2 separate regions of the Mus musculus genome follow, and region 2 is linked to region 1. A link is a loop called in an ENCODE intact Hi-C map of the cell type or tissue named here. Cell type or tissue: left cerebral cortex. All regions are shown on one strand. Each heading gives the region's core, and the rest is flanking DNA. Links, peaks and the distances in the headings are about the cores only.

Region 1 (8,347 bases), core at 292-8,291:
TTTTTTATCACAGAGGGCTACTTAATATTTATACTCTTGATTTTCCTGGAACAATGTCTCATTTACATCAGGCAGGTTTCTGCTTCCTGTATAGCTTAAGATGATCATAAACTGTTGATCCTCTTGCCTCCACCTCCCAATTGCTCGGAACCATCAGACCCTGTTTCTGTGGTGCTGGGGACTGAACCAAGGGCTTTGTGCACAGTAGGTCAACATTCTACCAACTTCTTGGGAATGAGTTCATTGATTCAAAATAAGGAAATCATGCTATCAGAAATTGGACTGGACTGATTTTCAGTGTGTGACTTTAGATACTGCAGGGTACCCTGGATAATATTAAGGACTGCATAGGTGTGCAAGATTATTTATATTATGTTTCTGAAATTGAACAGTCTAAAATTATTCCAAAGTTGGCAACATAAAAATTGTTGGTGGGGCATTTTTTTCATTCTTTTCTTATCACTTTAAGTGTTACTGATATACTGATGTCTGAAATGATGTTTTATGTGACATTCTTAGGCACTATTATTATTTCTATTATTATTAATTATTATTTGAGTGTATCCATACTATGGTGTACCTGGGGCAGACAGTTTTAGAGAGTCAGTTCTCTCCTTTTATTTTAATGTAGATTCCAAAGATATAGTTCAAGCCCCTTTTGCCACTGGGCCTTTTCACTGGTTCTTAATTGTGACTGTATATATAATAATCCATAATGTAGGTGCCCAGAAATTATAGTAACATCTAATGATGATATCAGCTGTTTTTCACATACAAGATATAGTATTTGAGTTGCAACCTGATTACATATTTAGGTTACTTTAGCTTAATGTACAGGTTGATGGAACCTGAGTTTCAGAATAGAGATGAAAAATGACAGATAGGCTAGAGTACAAACTATGTTTGTGCATAGCCACACGGGATATTTTCACAATGGACTAGAAAATCAAAATACATGAGAGAACTGCTATTCTGCCACATGACAGTCCTGATTTAGAAATTTGGGTTTCTAAATAAAAGAATGAAAATGAAGAGGGAAATAGAAGAAGACAAAGAAAATGTAATAAAGACAGCCTCTGATCTCCTGATAATTAGTGCTGTTTATAGCTACTGCTTTCACCCTCTAGGGAGAAAAACACTTCTTGATGATGCTCAACTGTTCCCACACAGGTGTGAGGAGACTGAAACATGCTTCTGAGTGTATGTTTACTATTTTCTCACTAAAGTGAAATTATTCAATATTCTTAATAAAAATAATATTTACATCTCGGAACCACTAATAGCTATTTTATAAATAGTGGAGATAATTTGTTCAAGAAACCTATATCCCTTTGGAATCCTACAGTCAACATTTTAAGTTGCATAAATAATTTTACTAGTATAATATTTTTTGCAACATTTGCAGTTCTTTTTGAAAGCTTTAGTCTTAATAGTCAAGAAAACCGAGGCCAGATTGTTAAAATATTCAGCTACCGTAGCAACGCAGCAGCCATCTGGAAGGATTTTCTAACAGTCAGCAACTCAGGGTTAGAAGCGGCTAATAATTATGTATGTGTGGTTCAAGTGTGTGTTTGTGTGTGTGTCTGTGTGTGTGTGTGTGTGTGCTAGAGAGGCACCAGGGGCAAGGGAAAATATCTCCATCAAAAGATGCAGGAAAAATTATAGACAAGTGTCAATTGATGTCTAAAATTATAGTGCGATCTTTCAAATTTCCCTAAATGTCTTTTTGAATAACTTATTGTCAGAGGAATATATTATTATCGATAGATGTTGATGTTAATATCTAACATTGTATTCTGTTCTAAAAAGATTTGCGTTGTTGATCCTAACAAAACAAATTCCTCCCTTTTAATTTTCCTGTTCTTTCCTTAACTAAGAAAACAGTATAGAAAGGGCTGAGAAATTGTGTTAGTCCAAACAGACTTGACTCAGTCAATTATTGAAACATTTACTTGTGAGTGAAATTTGCCTTTGGAACTCTTTTCTCTTCCACTAATTAAAACAAAAGGCCACCATGGACATGCTTCTGGCACAGAATGAAGCTTTAAAAGAGAACTTTATCTGAATATTAATGGAGACCCTATAGTTCTAGTTCATGAACTGGCAGCCTGGGAGAGACAATCATCCTCCATTGGTAAGCCAACACAGCACTAAGTACAAAGGTCCAAGAGAGTGACTACTGCATTATCTTATTGCCACAGTTACTTCAACCCCAGAGAGAAAGCCTGGTTGTGACTGGATCCTCAGGAAGGAGTCTGTGTCAATCAAATTTACAGCAAGATCAGGCAACCTCAACTCCAGCACTGCAGCCACAGCCTGGATATCTAATTATTGTGAATGCTACTCATGAGAGTAATGCCATCATCACCAAATTAATTCCTTTCTTTCTTTCTTTCTTTCTTTCTTTCTTTCTTCCTTCCTTCCTTCCTTTCTTCCTTCCTTTCTTCTTTCTTTCCTTTTCCTTCCTTCCTTCCTTCCTTCCTTCCTTCCTTCCTTCTTTCTTTTCTTTCCTTTCTTTCTTTCTTTCTTTCTTTCTTTCTTTTTTACATTCCTTATTAGACATTTTCTTTATTTACATTTCAAATGTTATCCCCTTTCATAAAAAAAAATGGCAGAAAATCTCAGTTGATCAAAAGAGTTCAGTTTTTATGGTTAGAAGATGAAAGTAATATATTTGGTACTATTTGATAAAAAGTATTAGTATTTGCACCATGTGGTCTCTTCATACATACTCTAAGTGATGTATTGAGTACCAGGGTACAGAACAAAAAAAAGGCTCGAATGAGGAAAAATGTAAGACGATTCATCTGACTGTGATCACAGACACAGAAACTGAGTGGCAAGATTAGCAAGCACTCCCCACCTCCTTCCAGGGTCCTTGCAGTAATGTTTGATTTCACAAACATGACCTTATTTATGAGCATCATGTGTGCATTATAATAAAAACCATTTCATGCAATAAAACCTTACAGGAGGCTAGGTTTAATGACATTTTAAACTGGCCATGGAGGTGGTGTATGTTTAGAGACTAAGCTGTCTTCTTGACATTTATGCCTTCCATATGGTTTGGGGTGATAAATTACAAGACTGATTAATTAAGTGTAGTGTTACTCAGTGCCCACATTACAACTAAAATTGCAAGCTAATGATCAGCTTTAACACCTGCATTGTTGAAGCAAAGGTCTGTGATGGCATGCACTTGTTTTTTTACTCCGAAGTAGAAACATAAATCCTCATGGAAGGCGTACCTTCTACTGTGACGTGAAAATCATGACTGGCTTTCCCCAACAAATTGTTGGCTGTACAGCGATAATTTCCTCTATCCTGGTAGGAGATGTTTTCTATCTTCAATGTCTTTTCATGAACTTCAATTGTTGCTCTTCCCTCTGGTAATTCACTACCTGGTTTGCTCCACTGGATATGTGGAGTTGGTCTGCAAGAAATATAATTAATGAATAGATAAGTAAATGTCAATTATAAGTAATATCTCATGGTGTACCTATTATCATGCTGAGTTTACATATGCAGGAAGTTTTATCAGCCTTACCAATGGACACATATCAAGTTTGAATAAGCGTGTTTCATCATAAGCTCTTTTAATGGTCTACTCCCTAGGAATCTTTTCCGTTCTGGAAGGAGGCTAAGTCTACGTGAGGGCTGAATCAATGAAGCTGTATGCAAAATGGATAACTGAAGTCCAGAGAAATAATATCACAAGGTATTTGTCAGGTGTGAAATTCTCCCCGTGGTGGTCAGAGAGCAACAGCTCCTTTCCCTGTGCGACTTCCCACACCATGGCACTGCAGCCAGCAGAGGCAGGCAACAATTTCCCCTTGAATCCTAATGAAGCCAATTTTGGCTAGAGTGGCTGAGGAGTGGAGCCAAGTGCGTGGGCTGGGTGGAGGAGCAGCTCTTTCACTTTAGGACAGCTTGGAGTGCCCAGCACAGACCTTGATTTCCTGCTCTGCGGAAAGAGGGAAGGAGACAAGAACCCGGAATCTCCCTAATTCCGGAGCATTTGGGAGATTGCTTCACAAGATCAAAACAAACAAAAGCAATACAAAAGGCAAGGATTACCTTACCACGTGCCTCACAATGAAGGGAAACAGAATCTAGGGCCAACATGTGAGGAAAACCCCCTTCTCATAAAAATGAGAGTGGAAAAGTGACATCCAATGAAAACTGTGACTTCATCGTGTTGCTGATAAGCAACTCTAAGTGGCAGACAACTTATTTTTTCTCCTCCTACAGGATTGGAAAGCACATAATTCTGATATTTACCATATTTCTGGTTTCTAGTCACTACACTGAGAACAATCTCAGGGTGACATGGATTACTGTTATCATTTAATCACTATCAAACCCAATGCTCCCAGAAGGTAAATAAGACTTATCAGATTCAAATTTACATTGTTTTCTTAGTGGGTTCCATAAGAGTCCATCCTTCCTAACGGTATAGTCTTATGCTTGTGGTCAAACTTGCCATTGGTCAGGAAGTATATAATAATTTTTCAAAATGTATTATTATTATATGTTCATGAGTGTTTTGCCTGCATGTATGTACATGCACTACATGCGTGTCTGATGACCTTGGGGCCAGGAGAAGGCATTGGGCGCCCTAGAACTGGAGTTCCAGATGGTAATGAACCACCATGTGGGTACTGGGAATCAAGTCAGGTCATCAACAAGTGATCTTAACCACTGAGCTATCTTATCTGCCCAGCCCCAAGAATTAAATCAATGTCTCAAATTTTTTATTTCAGTTATTTCAAATTACTTGCTCACACTGATAATGAATAAAATAGCTCAGTTATTAGGAAACAATGACATTGGAGGTAAATATAAAGTTCTTTCTTACAAACATTTGCTATTTTTCGGTCAAAGCCAAAGTGGTTAACCTCACAGTTTTCTAACAATCTCCTTTTTGACCAAGCCCAGCACCCGTGCTCAGCAGATATCCTTCGGAAATGGTCACTGCAGTCAGACAGACACATATGGGAGTATATTGATTATCAGTTGAATTCTACAGAGCATGCCACCAAGCAGTGGTGGGATTCTGAATCTCCTACCTGCTTGCCTTTTATACCATCTGTCAAAATGGCCATCTGCCAAGTGACAGGTTGCCCTGGGCCTCTGTTCCTCTCACACAGATTTTCATGAGTCTGTGCTTTAGCAATGCAAGCACCTCAGTTTCCTGAATTTCTTCTTTTATTTCTGTTCTTGAAAAAAATCATTTGTCTATCTCCTCACTTCTTATAAACAAATTAAATTATTTAAATCCGGTGAACATGACATCACAGGTAGGGACAATTTATTCAGCTAGGTTAACAGCTCTTCTATCCTGGACAGCTCTGTTTTGTTTGATTCTGTGCTTTATTTTTAAGGAGTACTTGCTAACAGAGTCTGAACAACGATGGATTGAGGAAACATTGAGCTATTTAATGATTTTTGTCTGTTTTCATAACTTCAAATATTTGTTTCAGTTTTTACGGTGGTAACTTTTCTTCTGATTCTTGGTGAAAGCTGTAGGATCCATAGAAAGCTTCCATCCTTAAGTTCATGATGACTCCGCTTTCATTTCACACAGCGTGAGTGTGAATTATTAAAACAGCACATTCTCACTGTCAATAAGGTGGCAGGGATGCGACTATATTTCTCAACTAATGAGAGTCAAATATCAGTTAACTCTTCACCATTTCCAGGATATCTATAAGCTCCCAGCTTTCCAACATGCATGTGTCTCTGGAAGCTTCCCTCACTTAATTAGTAGTATTAGTGTGTGTGTGTGTGTGTGTGTGTGTGTGTGTGTGTGTGTAAACAGGATTGGGCGTGTTAGTGTGCATATATGTGCATACAAGCACAGGTCAGAGGAGGAAATCTGTGTTTTGTGTTCTGCTCTCTCACTTGGAATTAATCTCATCCCCTCCACATCCCTGCCAACTGCTAGGTGGGTTTGCATCCAATCTGACTTTTTTTTTAATTAGGTATTTTCTTCATTTACATTTCCAATGCTATCCCAAAAGTCCCCCATTCTGTTGGGAAAGGATCTTTACCTATCCTAAATCAGGTAGGGGACTAATATCCAATATATATAAAGAACTCAAGAAGGTGGACTCCAGAAAATCAAATAACCCCATTAAAAAATGGGACTCAGAGCCAAACAAAGAATCCTCACCCGAGGAATACCAAATGGCTGAGAAGCACCTGAAAAAATGTTCAGCATCCTTAATCATCAGGGAAACGCAAATCTAAACAACCCTGAGATTCCATCTCACACAAGTCAGAATGGCTAAGATCAAAAATTCAGGTGACACCAACTTGACTTTTTAAGTGAGTGCTGAGAGCTCAATCTGAAGTCCTCAAGCTTGCACAGAAAGCATTCTTAGCTAGCAGTCCAAATGTCTTTAATATCATTATTTACTTAGGCAAATGGTTAATGTAACCACCTCAGAGCAGATATAAGCAAACTCCTCACTGTTTTCCCTGTTTAAGCTGAAAGGGTGCATTTGGCTAACATAATGCTGATGTGAGTTACTCCTAGAGGAGTTTAAGGTCGGGGGCAGACAGAGATGAATGGGCTTCGTTTTCCATTCAGCTTAGAAAAGCTCTTGTGCTTTTGTGTGAGGTCTGTGGGCTTCTTTTGCACATGGGAATACTTACAGCCAGGGAGTGTCAGGAGGAAACTGAGTTGATGATGTATGTGACAGTATGCTATCACTATAATTAGTAGTTTGTACTTTATTATTCTATAAGTTGTGTGATTTTAAACATCCTTGAGATATATGTGAAGTCCTTTCAAAAACTTTTTCAATAATATTGTTGGAGATTCAACAATGAAGATTCAAAGGAACACTGGAAAGAGTGGATAACCCAACTCAGATCAATTGTGGGGAGCAGAGGGGAGTAATCTCTTCTTCTAACAAAGTATCAGGAACCTTTGTGTTGCAAAGAAGAAGAACTCTTTGTGGATGTCTATTGCCTTTTTCTTATGTGCCTTCCCCAATATTCTAGTCTCTACAAGGCACGTGGGGCCACCTTTATAAGTGGAGGACAATACTGTTCATATGAACAGATGCCAGACACCTCCAGAAATAAATGACAGAATTGGCAGGAAGTGATAGGGAAAGTCTCTAACAGGTTTGACTGACTTGAAGAGTTAAGCTGAACAAAGGATGAGAGAATTTAATGTCCACCACTACAAATCCATGCTGACACCAGGTGGTTAACCATGAGTTACAGAGAGGGCAAGGGTTTGACCTTCTCAGATAAAAAGACAGACCAGGGCTAGAGAGAAGGCTTATCAGGTAAGAGCACATGCTCTTCTGGCAGATGACCATGGTTAATTCTCAGCATCCACATAGTGGCTCCCTACACTCTAAATTTCTATTGCCTCTTCTTGCCTCTGTGAACACTGAACACAGAGAGTGCACAGGCATACCCACAGTCAAAATACATAAAATAAAAATATACCTTATAAAAGCACACATAGACCTCTTTCTCCAGCGAGGCCATGTGACAACATATTGAAATGATTTATCACTGAACAGAGGTGATTTAAGGCTGATAAGCAACCTGGCTGAAAAGAGAAATGGGCAAAGTATCGCAGTTGTACAATAAATAAAATCCTTCCTTTTCCTCCCAATCTAATGTAAAAACAAGTCATTTAGACTTTTCAGTGAACTATGAACAAAGGTGGTTTTTATGTTTTATTTTTACTCTTAATTACTATTTAATACATTTCAGATCCTAGCTGATTAAAGAGACTCCCAATTGCTTACAACATTCACATATCCAATGAATCAACTGGAAGATGGAATGCCTTTCTCCACCGCATTACTGATGCGAGACTCTCAAGTCAGCAGGCATACTTGTAGAAACAATGAATGTGACTAGGGCCCCAGTTACATGAATGTGTAAGTCAGTCAGCAAAGACAAGAATTTTCAAAGATGCTAAAAGGTCAACCCTTAGGGTTCCAGTAGGAGAACTGAGACAGGACTCTGCTGTTGGAGTTGTGAAGTGTCAGTGGACCAGCTTTTGATGTGTGCTTCCCCTAAATCTCATCATCTGGACATTTTCTTTTGCACAAAAATGTATTTTATTTTATAAAAATAAAATAGAGTGTTGGAGTGACGTTTTTATTTACTGTGTAAAGATTGTTTCTGTATTATATTCAATCTGATTTCCGAACCAGCAGAGACTTGATAACAAGCCAAACTTTGGTATTGTTAAGCATCTCTTTTCTTGGGTGTTTTGTAAACACTCCCTCTCTTTCTTTTTGATTGGTAAAATAAAAATATGGTGGCCAATAGCAAAGGCAGGAAGAAGAAGGTGGGACTTCTGAGAGGA
Region 2 (8,347 bases), core at 253-8,252, 67 kb after region 1:
TGTGAAAGATTCATTTAACCCCCCAAGAGGGTCACAACAACTAATAAACTGAGAACCCCTGCTTTAAAGAAAAAGCTTATACTGTTTCTGGTAGTGTATAGATGCAGTGTTGAACTTATATTCTTCAACAATCTGTGTTTTATGTAGATCCTGAGTTAAATAACTCTGAAAGTATGACACAAATACTAAAGGCCAATCAAAGGATACCTTATGAGTACTACTTAAGATTTGTATCTTTATTTTCTATTACAGGATATCAGTTATGCATTTGAGACTCTACTTTCTATACTTCTCATCGTTGTATAAAATCTTTACAAATTTCAGGTGCCAAACACCCAAAGAATTTGCAAGCACGCATGCACAATTTGCATACACACATGCAATTTACATTGTTGCCATAAGGTAATTAGCAATTGGTTACAGTTTGCTGCTAATGAGGTCAAGGTTACAGATTTACTGTTCCACTGAGTCTGTCTTTTGGCTCAGATCCATTGCTTCTGTTTGTCCCTGGACCCCTGGGCTGCTGTTCGTTACAGGAATGGCCTATGTAGGAGGAGACATGTATTTTGTTGCCAAACTTTAGTATAGTAGTCAAGGCTCAGCATTTTTCTGACAAGTGTCAGATGTGGAATGTACTCTATCTTTACATTGTTATCCCCATTTTAGAGATGTGTAAACAGTGGTATCTTATAAATCATTTACATAGTCACACAGCTGCAAAGAAATTTATTTTCCATCAAGAACACAATAAGACTTGTGAATATTGACTTTTCAAATTAGTATAAAAGAATATTTTTTAAAAATTAGAAACTATTCTCGACTCTAGCCTCCTTTTATCCCTTTGATCACCTTTGAAATTCAGTATGCTCTATTTCAAATGCAGTCTAAAAATATACACTAGCTTCTCTCTGGTGATCCTACTTCGAAATACCAAGGATATTTTCAGAGAAAAGTATGGCTTCTCCATATTTCAATAAACACTGCAGTTATTCAGATACGACTCTACCTTAAGAATGAACTATGTTGTTTTTCAAAATCCATCTTCACATCAAAATAGTTGGCTTGCAACTCCAGTTTTGATTTGTTCTATCATATACCGTAAAATGTGAAGCTATCTGATCAAGCTATTACTCAGGTTAACCTTTCAATCATGCTTCCAAACAGCTTCCTCCTTCCAAAAGATAAAGCTCCGTTTAAGGCAGCCATACTCATGGCACTTCTATTTACACGAGAAGTATTTCCAGCATAAAAATCTATAGCGCTTTATTTGATTAATCCAAGAAGGCCAAAGCAGATTCCGAGGTGCTGTGTACTTACTGCTCGTAACTAATTCCAGGGGGGTTAGAAATGAGCAGAGTACCCACAGGTTGTTAGTTTTCCAATTCCACAGCACATAATCATCCAAACTACAATCCAATTCACTCAGCCTAGATGTTTTGAAAGAGTATCTCAGTTCTATTTAAATTTATGGAAAAATTGAGGGGTCCTGAGTTATGCCCCTAGATATACTAAGACTGGAAAAAGAAAATAAAGATAAGCATTGCTGCTCTGGTTTCTTTACAAAACATCAGACAAGAGTTGTCCTGTGAATAATTTTCTCTAGCTACTTCCATTTCCCCAAATGACATTACATGCTATGAAAACTGTAATCATATTTACCCTGTCCTGTGAACACCTCCTGGTCCTTGCCAGAGAATATTCTTTGAGTCATGCATATTTCATATTTGCTTTTCAATGCTTTCTCAGCTTTTGCCACTGGCCCAGGGACCAACATGTGGTTAAGACAACACAGTCATTGAAAAGGTTAGATAGACTTCTTAATGAACAAGTATTGGCCACACAGTACTGTGGTGTGTTTTCACAGGCTTAAGTACATAGAAGGTTGATATGCTGTGAGACCCTCTATGCACACCTAAAATGAATTGTTTGCATTTCATAATAAATAAGTCAATATGAGTGAATAATTCATTCCCATCTCTGCTTCCCTATCATTATTCAGCTCTCAGGTTAATGTCATCACTGAAAGCCCTATCTTGTCTAATAACAAGGCACCTTCCTACCTTTCCCTCTCAACTCCACTTAATAATGAACAGTACAGTGAACATTTGTGTTGAGTTACTTATTCCCTTTCTTTCCAGTTTCACCCAGACACCATGAGCTTTGCCAATCTTTTCCCACAAAGTAGAAAGCAGTGCATACGAGACGAACAGTGATGTCTGTGGAGTGATCAGAGAAGTCAATAAGCAACAACATAAATGTCTGAAAACTATAGTCACTCATGTAATAAGCTGTCCCATCCTTAATCATTGTGATGTGTGGATCTCAGTCACACATATTATGGGCAGAAAGGAGAGAATGGCCATTATTCCAATGGCTGGCCCTAGACAGGAGTTGTTTAGGACAACTCTAAAAAAGGAAATGTAACCTACAGGAAAATAAACTCAAGAAATCAAATGATATGCTGGGTAATATTTATTGAACCCTTCCCCCCAAATGTAATGGAAAAATTGGGAAACAAACACATAGACACATTCAGGACTAACTAGTAAAATGCCAGATACCAAATCTATTGAAGCAATGGAATTACTAACTTCACATAGATTAAATACTATGACAAACAGAAACTGGAAGGTAAATTAAAAATAAAACATGACCTGGCATCATGTCATCTAGAAATGAAAAATTTTGATTCAAACATATTTATGAGGTTAGAATAAGTCTTCTTGGAAAAGTAAAACACCCTTCTAACATTCAGCAAAATAGATTTTAATAGAAACAGGTGTTAATGTGAGTGACAACAGTGACCATTTTATAACAAGAAACTTTCCAACTCCTGAGGACCATGTAGCCATTATAAGCATGCATGCACGTAACAAGGGGTCTCTAAAATATATACGGGAAAAAAAGCAAAGCGCAGAGAGAGATAAGTAAGTCATTAAAATAATGAGAAATTTATCGATCTCACTTTGATAATGAATAAGAGAAACAGGCAGATGATAGAAAAGTTCACACAAGAAACAGATCCAGAGATGTTGTAGTCTTAGTTAGAAAGCTTCATGCTACTATATCAAAGTTACATGGCCCTGCATTGATGAGAAAGAGAGAGAGAGAGAAAGAGAGAGAGAGAAAGAGAGAGAGAGAAAGAGAGAGAGAGAGAGAGAGAGAGAGAGAGAGAGAGACAGAGAGAGACAGAGAGACAAAGAGACAGAGAGAGACAGAGAGAGATAAAGAGAAAGAGAAAGAGAAAGAGAAAGAGAAAGAGAAAGAGAAAGAGAAAGAGAAGGAGAAGGAGAAGGAGAAAGAGAAGGAGAGAGAATTGGAAATTGGAAAACTGATTGATTAGACCCCGTATTATTCAAAATTTTATAAGGTAGCTCGGTACACTGAATGTGAAGGAGAAGTTTCAATTAAACCCAGTCACTTAGCAATTTTTTTTTTTTAATTTGGAGGTTTCCCTCTCTTCTGTGAAAGCTTTTAACGGATTGCCAGTGGCCCGTCCATATTCTAGAGTATAATCTAAGCACAACAATAATAATAATCTCACATTTAAAGAAACAATATAGTTCTCACCTACTATGTGAACACTGCAGGACAGCTAAACAGACATATAGACAGTCTACCATCTCGGGTCCTTTTACTAAACTGAATAAAGGATGTGGCTGCAACTCCATATGGGTAACAACACTAGTATGACATTTTCGACTAGAGGGGAATTTTTTGCTTTATCATGTTTAAGAATTCACAATGGTGCTGTAGGTGATAGTTAACCATTAATATAAATGCTAAAGAAAGAGCACAGTTGAGAAGGGAAGTAGAGAACTGTAGGAAGTGGAGAAGTGTAGGAAGCAGAGAAGTGTAGGAAGTGGAGAAGTGCAGGAAGTGGAGAAGTGTAGGAAGTGGAGAAGTGTAGGAAGAGGAGAAGTGTAGGAAGTGGAGAAGTGCAGGAAGCGGAGAAGTGTAGGAAGTGGAGAAGTGTAGCCAACTATAAGACCCAAAGACCCAGATAGAAATCTTCCGACTATGTTCTTGGAGACATGTGAACTTCCAGCCTTCTCAGCTATTTGTAAAGGAAAGAGGGATAATTTGGAAACACTACACAATTACCAGGAAAACTAAGAAATCTAACACAGGTGCAGGATTTCTTAATCCGAACACTGGAAATTCCACACTGGATAATTATTGCACAATAATGCTTAATGTGAAAATGTCCTGTGTGTTGAGGAATTTACAAACACCATTGAGCTCCACCATGAAAATATTCAATTTAGCAGAACAAACCCTAACAATCAAAAGTTTTCTAGGTAGTGCCTGATGTCTTCTGGGACAAAGTCACTGAAATTGAGAACCAATGGGTTATAGAATGTAATACTATTAGTTAAAAAGTTTCCACTGAGAAAAGAGGGAAAGGGGAAGGGGAGAAACAGCATAAGGACTGAGATAGGAGAGGTCAAATATCTTATTTTCTATCATTTACACAATGTAGATTTAAATCAATATATTATATTGTGTATATGCAATTATATTTATATATGCACTTGCACATATACAAAGGGGACACTTTGGAAGTGGAGGAAGTGGACCAGTGAAAAGCAGGAAAGAGAGGAAAGGGAGGATTGTTTGAGAGTGAATATAAGAAAAGTATAATGGTATATACATATAAAAATGTAATGAAGCCCATTATCTAGTACGCAACATGAAAAAAATTCAAAATGATTATGAGAGTAGACAGGATGAAATTCTCTAGCCAATAGTTTGCGTAGGTATGACATTACACTTTTTTTTTTCCGAGACAGGGTTTCTCTGTGTAGCCCTGGCTGTCCTAGAACTCACTCTGTAGACTAGGCTGGCCTTGAACTCAGAAATTCGCCTGCCTCTGCCTCCCAAGTGCTAGGATTAAAGGATTAAAGCCACCACCACCGGGCTGACATTACATAATCACTGAAGACTAGAGACTGCCATATCCAGGGATCCACCCCATAATCAGCATCCAAACGCTGACACCATTGCATACACTAGCAAGATTTTATCAAAAGGACCCAGATGTAGCTGTCTCTTGTGAGACTATGCCAGGGCCTAGCAAACACAGAAGTGGATGCTCACAGTCAGCTAATGGATGGATCACAGGGCTCCCAGTGGAGGAGCTAGAGAAAGTAGCCAAGGAGCTAAAGGGATCTGCAACCCTATAGGTGGAACAACATTATGAACTAACCAGTACCCTGGAGCTCTTGACTCTAACTGCATATGTATCAAAAGATGGCCTAGTCGGCCATCACTGGAAAGAGAGGCCCATTGGACACGCAAACTTTATATGCCCCAGTATAGGGGAACGCCAGGGCCAAAAAGGGGGAGTGGGTGGGTAGGGTAGTGGGGTGGGTGAGTATGGGGTACTTTTGGTATAGCATTGGAAATATAAATGAGCTAAATACCTAATAAAAAATGGGAATAAAAGGTCATCTTTTTCTATTACCCATGAAAGTATAACCAAACTGTTTGCCTAACCAAACAAGGAAAACTCTCTTAGTTCTTTTCATTATCCTTCTCCTATCCTCCCTCATAAAGTTACTCAGCTAATGGTGATTAGAAGGACATTATAAAATGATAGACTCTTCTGAACCTTTCAATGCAGTTAAAAAGAGAAATAGATTTGAAAAACATTTACCAATTATAAAAATGTTGTTTATTTTTTTCAGAGGTGATGAAATGGCTCAGTCAGTAATGTACTTGTCATAGCATTAAGACTGGAATTTCCATTCTGAAAATCCATGTACAAAAGCTGAGCCCAGTAGCAAGGAGTTCTCTATAAACCCACTGCTTTTTTCAAGATAGCATGCTACCAGGAGCTTGTTTGGCTAAATTGTTGAGCTCCTATTTCAATAAGCGACCCAGTTTCAAAAGAAAGAAAGAAAGTAGAGAAAACATACTGAAGAAGATATCCAGTTTTGTTTTGCCTTCAAAAAGAATTTGCCAGAAAATTTATTTAGTACAATATAACCTTCCTAAAATATATACATATACAGATTTAAATTAATTAAAATGGAATTACCCTATATCATGGCAGCAACTACCCTACAAAGTACTACAAACTAACAAAGAAAAAGCCCAGAGTCTGGAATAGATTTGAGAAACATTTTTGTAGTTGGCTAGTGAAATATCAAAGAACTGAAACAATATAGGTTATTACTATTGATCAGGTTACACACCATATCTTTACTGTAAAACCCTATAACTGAAGACATCATATACTCAAGTTATAAAATATGGGAGTATTAAGCTGGTACTCACCTAGAAACATCAGTTCTCCTATCTAGATTTCATAGTTCTTGAAGCTGCTATGAGCATTACCAATTTTCTTTTTAAAAAGGTAATCTCCAATCTTACCCATCTGTGAGAGGGTTACAGTAATGATCTGCCTGGTTAGACATGCATACTGATCCAAAAGTAACATGGCCATCGTGGGAGTAGGCAAGCACTTTCTCCTTGTAATTAAGGGCCAATCTACATTAAACACAAACCTGGATCCATAGTCATGGCCAAGAATCTATGCCCAGGTATGTCATAAGACCTAGGGGGGAATTTACTACTATTGCCTTGTTATGGAACATAGAATTAAACAAAGTTCTAATAACTTATCACTGTAGCCGTAGTATATTTCTCAACCCTCATCAGAGAAACTTATATTTGCAATAATTGGTAAAGGCCCAGAAAACAAGACACTTAAATGCGACTAAATAGCACACCATCCTCCTATTCACAACAGTAGACAGGCAGAGAGATTATAAGAACCAGAGGAGATGGAGGGCTACAAGTTAACAGTGATTTCAGGAAACATTAGAACAGTTATACGATCACGGTGACTGCAACAGCAGGCATAAGATTTGGGAAAGCTCAAGCCAGACAAAACAGCAACACAAAAAGGGGATCTGAGTACAAAGTCCCATTCCCACTCAAGAAGCTAACTTGAAAATGACAGATCATCAGTTTTAAGAATGTGGCCCCTGCTACTTTAACAGTGATCCAGTGGAAAACCATGCATTAAATTGGCATCCCACATTGGAACTGATGTGTTTGAGAAAGCAAGCAAACAATGACAACGAGAACAGTACACAAAGTTGGATGATTAAAGAATTGGGGGAACATGTCTCTGGGAAGAGTTCAGAAAATAGGGTGAATATGGACAAATAACATGGGATGAAATTATAAAGAGACTAAACGTAAAACTACTGTTTTAAATGCTTTCTTATTTTAAAATAACTAGATACTTTGCAAAATTGCTTAATTATAATCAAATGTCTTAGTCAGGGTTCCTATTCCTGCACAAACATCATGACCAAGAAGCAAGTTGGGGAGGAAAGGGTTAATTCAGCTTATACTTCCATACTGCTGTTCATCACCAAAGGAAGTTATGACTGGAATTCAAGCAGGTCAGGAAGCAGGAGCTGATGCAGAGGCCATGGAGGGATGTTACTTACTGGTTTGCTTAGCCTGCTCTCTAATAGAACCAAGACTACTAGCCCAGAGATGGCATCACCCACAAGGGGCCCTCCACCCCTTCATCACTAATTGAGAAAATAAATGCCTTACAGCTGGATCTCATGGAGGTATTTCCCCAACTGAAGCTCCTTTCTCTGTGATAACTCCAGCCTGTGTCAAGTTGACACACAAAATCAGCCAAGTGACCTAGCCACTTATAAAAATGTTTATTTAGCACACAGATATAGAAGTTTATGATCAAAATTGGGTAGTTTAGTTTGGAGGGCTCTAATGGAGGCATCAGATGGCAAAGTCTGGTAGCCAAGTTTGAAATAAATTGTTGACATCATGAACCAGGAAACAGAGACTAAGAAGTGCTGTAATCTACTTGAAGAGCTGACTCCCTCCCAGTAGGCCCCTCCCCTTAGAGGGTCTATTGCCTCTTACTAATCACACACAGGAAACTAAACCTTTTATGCATTGGCTTTTGAGAGACACAAATTCAAACGATACCTAATATTGTCCATGTCAGCATAGGTCTCATGAAGACTTCTAAACCCATTCTTGTACTATGACTCTTTCATCCAAATTGTAATATTCCCTCTAGAAGGCAGAGGGAGTATCCTGAGACCCAAGAGATCATCATCATACCATGTACCTGAAAGGGAGATTATCAAAGGTTCCTCCCAGCTCCACAACTGCTGTAGAGGATACTGAGCAGCCCAAAACTAAGAGGCAATGTCTCAGATCTGTTCTTTTCCCTGAAGGTATGCAAAGGGTTCTGGAAAATCAGCCTCCTGGAGTCCTCATGGTATTGGGAAGGGCTTTTAAGTGATGTAACTGCATTCAAATCATTCTTGCCACTGAGAGTAACCAC

The links. Peaks named below come from ENCODE experiments on the same cell type or tissue, not always from the same donor. Only the 100,000 strongest peaks of a DNase experiment are listed, where the experiment ranks them.
Region 2: a loop joins it to region 1, with 2.2 times the contacts of the local background. A loop is called at or near these places in 2 of 42 quality-filtered maps.

Annotation. Positions count from the first base shown.
Region 1 is chr6:103,670,059-103,678,405 of GRCm38, reverse strand. It overlaps Chl1 (cell adhesion molecule L1-like), which reads right to left. Exons shown (of 27, transcript NM_007697.2): 9 at 3,249-3,433. Among named protein-coding and RNA genes, the nearest start is that of Gm52915, 18 kb to the left of the region's middle. In left cerebral cortex, for the core only: a CTCF peak has its summit at 3,807 (motif pointing right); DNase peaks (open chromatin) are centred at 1,506, 3,873 and 5,122; H3K27ac peaks cover 680 bases.
Region 2 is chr6:103,602,992-103,611,338 of GRCm38, reverse strand. All of the region lies in intron 2 of Chl1 (cell adhesion molecule L1-like), which reads right to left. Among named protein-coding and RNA genes, the nearest start is that of Gm24784, 18 kb to the right of the region's middle. In left cerebral cortex, for the core only: no CTCF peak of the experiment used is centred there; no DNase peak of the experiment used is centred there.